Regions from separate parts of the Homo sapiens genome. Here region 2 is linked to region 1. A link is a contact called in ENCODE Hi-C or POLR2A ChIA-PET data. All regions are on one chromosome and are shown on one strand. Each heading gives the region's core, a stretch centred on a gene start or an enhancer-like site at or near the end of the contact. The rest is flanking DNA. Distances are from core to core; before and after follow the strand shown.

Region 1 (2,700 bases), core at 33-2,532:
ATTGCCCAGGCTGGAGTGCAGTGGTGTGATCTCTGCTCACTGCAACCTCCGCCTCCCGGGTCCAAGTGATTCTCCTGCCTCAGCCTCCCGGGTAAGTAGGATTACAGGCGCCCGCCACCACGCCCAGCTAATTTTTGTTATGCCAGGTTGGCCAGGCTGGTCTCGAACTCCTGACCTTAGGTAATCCACCCGCCTCAGCCTCCCAAACTGTTGGGATTACACGTGTAAGCCACCGCGCCCGGCCTCAATTACTTTTAAATTATCTTACTGAACTCTGTGCTAGGTCACTTTAAGAGCAAGTTTACTAATTGCACAAAAATTAATCAGCAGTCACTTAAATAGCAATCTTTTGTGGTAAAACTGTGCTGTCACACATGGTAAATAAAAAGAGAAACAGAATTTCCGTGTCGCATTATGCTGTGAAGCACAGTAAGGACAATCATTTGTTTGTAATGGGCAAAGTCTCAGAACTGAAATTTGCGAGTCTTCGGAATTAAATAAAGATTATGGCAAAACCAGTGTAGTGTGACTGTTTCCTAATTTGTTCTGCCACCCTCCCCAGTATTCAACCCTCTGCAATTTTTATGGGAGAGGATGACAACGCATCATCACTCCAATACTTTATTCGTTCTACTGCTGGAAAGGACGCTGTGTTAGCTACCACAGCCGTGACACAGCTTTCCCCCCATCCAAGGACGTCCTGTGTCTCGCAGGCCAAATGTTCCTGGGGAAGACCGCGGTAGCCGTCAATGTGGCCACCTGTCCCCTACTGCAAGCGGGCCGCTCTGCGCGGATGCTCGGAGAGTCCCTGCTCCCTTTGGGGGAAGAGTCACCCCATTAGTAGGTGACCCAGCTCCGCCACCAAAACTGCGACTGTTCAACTCGGCCATGGGGGTCATGAGAGGCCGAGGTCCCCCAGGCCTGGCTGGGGCATCCCCAGTGTGGCAGGTCCCGTTCCGGCCTCCCTCCTTGCCCAGCGGCCGGGGCACCGGGCCGGAGAGATGCGGGATGGGGACACAACAGCCACCCCCTCCGTCCCCCGACTCCCGCCCCGGCTCAGCGCCTCTTCACATGTCACCCCGGGCTCACCAAAAAGCGCGTCGAACTGGTGCCCTGGTCCACCGCCCCCACCAATGGCCCCAAAACTGCCTTCTTTGAGGCTGCCATGAAACCAGCTTCAGGTCGGCCGGCGATTGCGGCCGGTTTCCTGGGTGACGGCGGCGGGAGGGGGAGGGGCAGGTGACGAGTCCAGAGATCGAGGCCGCGCGCGTCCGCTGAACGCTCGGACCGCGCTCGAGGCGGCCCCTTTACCCGCGCGCAGCCTTCTCACCCCGCCCCTCCGGCCCAGGCCCCGCCCCCCACCGCGTACCCCCAAGGCTCCAGGGGCGTGTCAGGGGGGGTGGGGGTGGGCGCTGTCACCTGGGCTGGCCAATCAGCAAACGCAAAAGAGCCGAACGCTCGGACAGGCAGAGGGCGATGAGACGTCACGGGGGCGGGGCCTGGGCGCGGTGGAGGCGGCGGCCCGCGCAGTAGGTCACGTGGGGGCCCGGCGAGCGGACAGCAGAGCCATCCAGCTGCATGGCATGGGGCGGAGACGAGTACTGCCCTTTGGCAGGCAGCGCTCCTGGCCGGCGAAAAGAGCGCACTTCCACTAGTGTCCTGGGGCTCGCCTCCATAGGGGTCTCAAAGTGTGTAGAACTGCTTGTTCCCTCCAGTGGGCTGTGCAGAGTCGTGCAGCGACGTGAGTCGCTGTGTGGACCTACCCGGCCCGGCCTTCCCGCGTTTCCCACGCCCCGCCCACCTCCCTGCATCTGGCCCCTGGTAATCGTAATCATTCCTTTGGCTGGGATTGACCCCATATAGGGTCACCTCAAGGAGCAACGCGAATCCTTCACCGTTGCAAGCTTTTCAGGGACAAGAAACGCGGAAGTTCTTTCGGTTTAGCATTTAAGGAAAGCACCCAAAATCAACCTCCCCAAGTTCCTCTATCGACCATTCAGGCAGAAGGCGCCCGGCACCACTCCGTCCTGACGCGCCCTTGCTCCTCGTTTGGCCTCACTCTGCGGTCCCCTCCCCCACACGCCATTTCCTCTCCCTCCATTAACTGCTTTGGATGGCAGGGGACAGAAAAGGGACTCTCCCTTGACCTTGAATTTACCTTGCCCGGATCCTTCTGGATCCTGTGTTCTAAGGGCTTTCAAACTTGGAACCAAGACCCACACTGTGAAACAGTTTACAAAACAAACCCAGGCTCCAGTGTGTGTGGGCGGGGAGCACATTTGTAGTTACAATTGTTACACATGTAAATACATGTTATATACATCTAATATACATTTATGTATGTATAGAAAAACTTTCCAAAACAATATTTGTCCTTCCACAGTATGCATTCTGTATTTTTATTCTATGGCATATCATTTTTTTTTAATGCTGATTGAAAATCACTAAATTGCTTTTGTAACCCACCATGCTCTCTATCAATTTTAAAAGCACTCCGCTATACCCACTGTCATTTCTTTCCATCCCTTTCCCAAATCTCTGTGTTCTGGAACATCATTTCTTTTCCTTTTTTTTTTTTTTCCTTTCTTACCTTGCTCTACACCACGTCACTTGTCCATCTCTGTTTGTATAGTTTTACCACACATGATCTGAAAGCAAATTTTCCTAAACACCGTCTAGACCTCACATTCTAATGTTCCA
Region 2 (2,700 bases), core at 22-2,521, 65 kb before region 1:
ATTATATAAGCATACCTATTTTAAAAATTAGAAAAATTAGGACAGGGGTTTTGGTTTCCAATTCATTGGTAGAGCAAAATGTTGCTAACTACAGTAGTATGCTAGGATCAACAGAAATGAGTTTCTCTCACATTAAATACCCCCCACTAAAATGTAGCCTAGCTCAAGAAATCAAGGAACCAGATTCATTTATTTAAGGTATTTTAGCTCATTTCCACTATTTTTAAGGTTGCTGACTAGGAGATGAAAAAGTGGCCTCTAGTGTGTCCCTAATCAGAAATGTATTTCTGATTGTCTCACCTTCAGGCAAAGTTAAGCAAGTGGATGAAAGAGTGAGTAGGTAAGTTCAAACTAATTATCTATAGACTGAAAACAGCCGTATTAATACTTAAATTATAGGTACCAGAGTTTTAATGCTCACTCTAATCTAAGAGTTAAAGCTCTTTCTCATCAGATAAATTTAACTCAACTTCTCTATCTGCAGGTTCTGGCAATCTCCAGTGTTCAATTTTACACTTGGGTAATTTTTATGCCCTACATTGCCAGTTTATTAACAACCACCACTAATTATGTCAATTCCTTGTTTTATAAATCTTCACAAGATAGTCTTTTGCATAAGTCAAACTCATAATAGGGATCCATATAATTTATGGATCACATTTGGGGCAAAGCATAAGTATTTACTTTGCAGAGATAAAATACTGAAATGTGTCATTTTTCAGATTTTCTAACCTTTTGTTAGAACACACTCACCAATTTCTTCTGAGGTCTTTATAATTCCAAGATTGTCTCTTAGCCAGCGAATAACAGCACCAGCTATAGCTACAGAACCCTAAAGAAAAAAAGGAATTCAAGACAGAATATATTTTATCACTATCCAAGGTTTTTATTGAGCATATTCTGTGTATGACACAATCAGATGGACAGAATTCAGTTTCCATTTTGAGACTCCGACAAATATGTAAACTAGGTCTTCTAATACAAACATAGTTTTATCTAAGTCACTAATAAAAGTTTTTCACGGGATGAGGAAAAGAAGTGAGCTTTCCAGCACACCCTTGGATTTGTCCCCATAGGTGGACATTGATCTTTGATCAGTTTGCTTCTTGAACAATTTTCTGTCTGTTGCTAAGCTACTGAGGTATGTTATCACTTAGAAATATATTGCCATATTGTTCATAAAATTATTGGGAGAGGCCACATTAAAAGTTTTTTCAAGTCTGTTTCCCATATCTAACAGTATAGTAAATCAAGAAAACAAAAAGCAAAGAAGCTAGCTAGTAAGTAATTTTTCTTTAAAACAAAATCACCTAGAGCTGTGGCAATAACAATAAAAACATATTTCAGAGTTGGATAAACTGGCTTTGAGTCCCAGTTCTAGTACTTAATTGCTGTGTAATCTTAGTAACTAATCTAAGTAACTTAGTAAGTTAATCTTAGCAAGTTCATCTAAGTAACTTGCCTAAGTTACTTAGGCTTTCTGAGCCTCCATTTCTTCACCTATAAAATGATGACTATGACAACACTTACCTAAACAAATTACTGTGAGGCTCAATATGAGAATATATGTGAAGGTTCTTACTAAATGTAAATATTGACTTCATTAATTTCTTTAATGTTAAAAAAGTATCAGCCAAATATCACTGACTGATGAATAGATAAAACGCAGTATGTCTACACAATGGAGTATTATTGGACTATGAAAAGGAATGATGTCTTAATACATGCTACAACATGGATGAGCATTGAAAACATTATGCAAAGTGAAAGAAGCCAGGCACAGAAGACGATATATTGTACGATCCCATTCATATGAAATGTCCAGAACAGACAAATCCATAGAGACAGAAAGTAGATTAGTGGTTGCCTGGGCTGGGGGATAGGGGGTGGTTATGGGGTTTCTTTTTGGGGTGGTGACAATGTTCTAAAGTTAGATTGTGGTGATGGTTGTAAAAATCTGTAAATATAGTATTACTATAAACCATTGAACTGTATATTTGAAAAGGGTAAATTGTGTGGAATATGAACTATATCTCAATAAAGCTATTATAAAAAGATCCTGAAGGCAAAAAAAAAAAGAAGTATCAGCACGAACCATTAGGAATACCAAGAAATTTTTTTTAGCTCTGATAGTTCATTCATATAGATTATTAATGTAAATTACTTCCACAGAGTCACTCCAAACCAAACGTCAGGTAATATTAAATGTAGGGACCTGTCCTCAGTTCTATTAACTGAATTACAAATGGTCATGCCTTCTTGTTGTCAGTTGTCAAAATGTAAGTAAACTAGAGAATGAATATGCTGGTATATTCCATCATTCATAGCTTCTATGAGAAGTTACTATGTTACTGCAAAGCTACAGAATGCCACAATTGTTCTGTTTATACATTTTTATATATGTAGACATACATACAGTACTCTGTATCATTACATATATAAAATGGCTTTTTAACCACAGGAAGTATTTGAGGAACAGATCTGGCATAGCTGTGCAAATATGACAAGGCTTTAAAAATGGGACAAAAACAATTCAAGAAATACCTTACAAGGGACTCTAACACAGCTCATTCCCTGCCTAAAATAAGTTGTTGTATTAAGTTTGACACATTTACATATTTAGGTACTTAGTGGGATCATTCAAGAGAACTAAGTAAAATTTTGGTTTAAAGAGATTTAAGATTCAAATTTCCTTTGGAA

The links. A loop is a pair of places that touch in the nucleus more often than their neighbours do. ChIA-PET counts read pairs that join two places held with the same protein, here RNA polymerase II (POLR2A). Pooled maps may share reads with other maps.
Region 2: a loop to region 1 is called in a map of B cell, with 2.5 times the contacts of the local background. The contact joins the promoter of GK-AS1 here to the promoter of GK in region 1. A Hi-C loop is called at or near these places in 5 of 168 maps with a recorded cell type or tissue (B cell, CD14-positive monocyte, GM12878 and 2 more), 32 of 37 single-sample maps with no recorded cell type and 17 of 50 pooled maps. POLR2A ChIA-PET finds 5 or more read pairs at or near these places in 10 of 52 experiments (B cell, GM12878, OCI-LY7 and 6 more).

Annotation. Positions count from the first base shown.
Region 1 is chrX:30,652,005-30,654,704 of GRCh38, reverse strand. It overlaps GK (glycerol kinase), which reads right to left and starts at 1,282. Exons shown (of 21, transcript NM_001205019.2): 1 at 1,090-1,282. The coding sequence starts at 1,167. RefSeq lists a silencer at 1,193-1,612.
Region 2 is chrX:30,716,670-30,719,369 of GRCh38, reverse strand. GK-AS1 (GK antisense RNA 1) reads left to right here and starts at 1,271. Exons shown (of 1, transcript NR_046603.1): 1 at 1,271-2,700. It overlaps GK (glycerol kinase), which reads right to left. Exons shown (of 21, transcript NM_001205019.2): 14 at 754-832.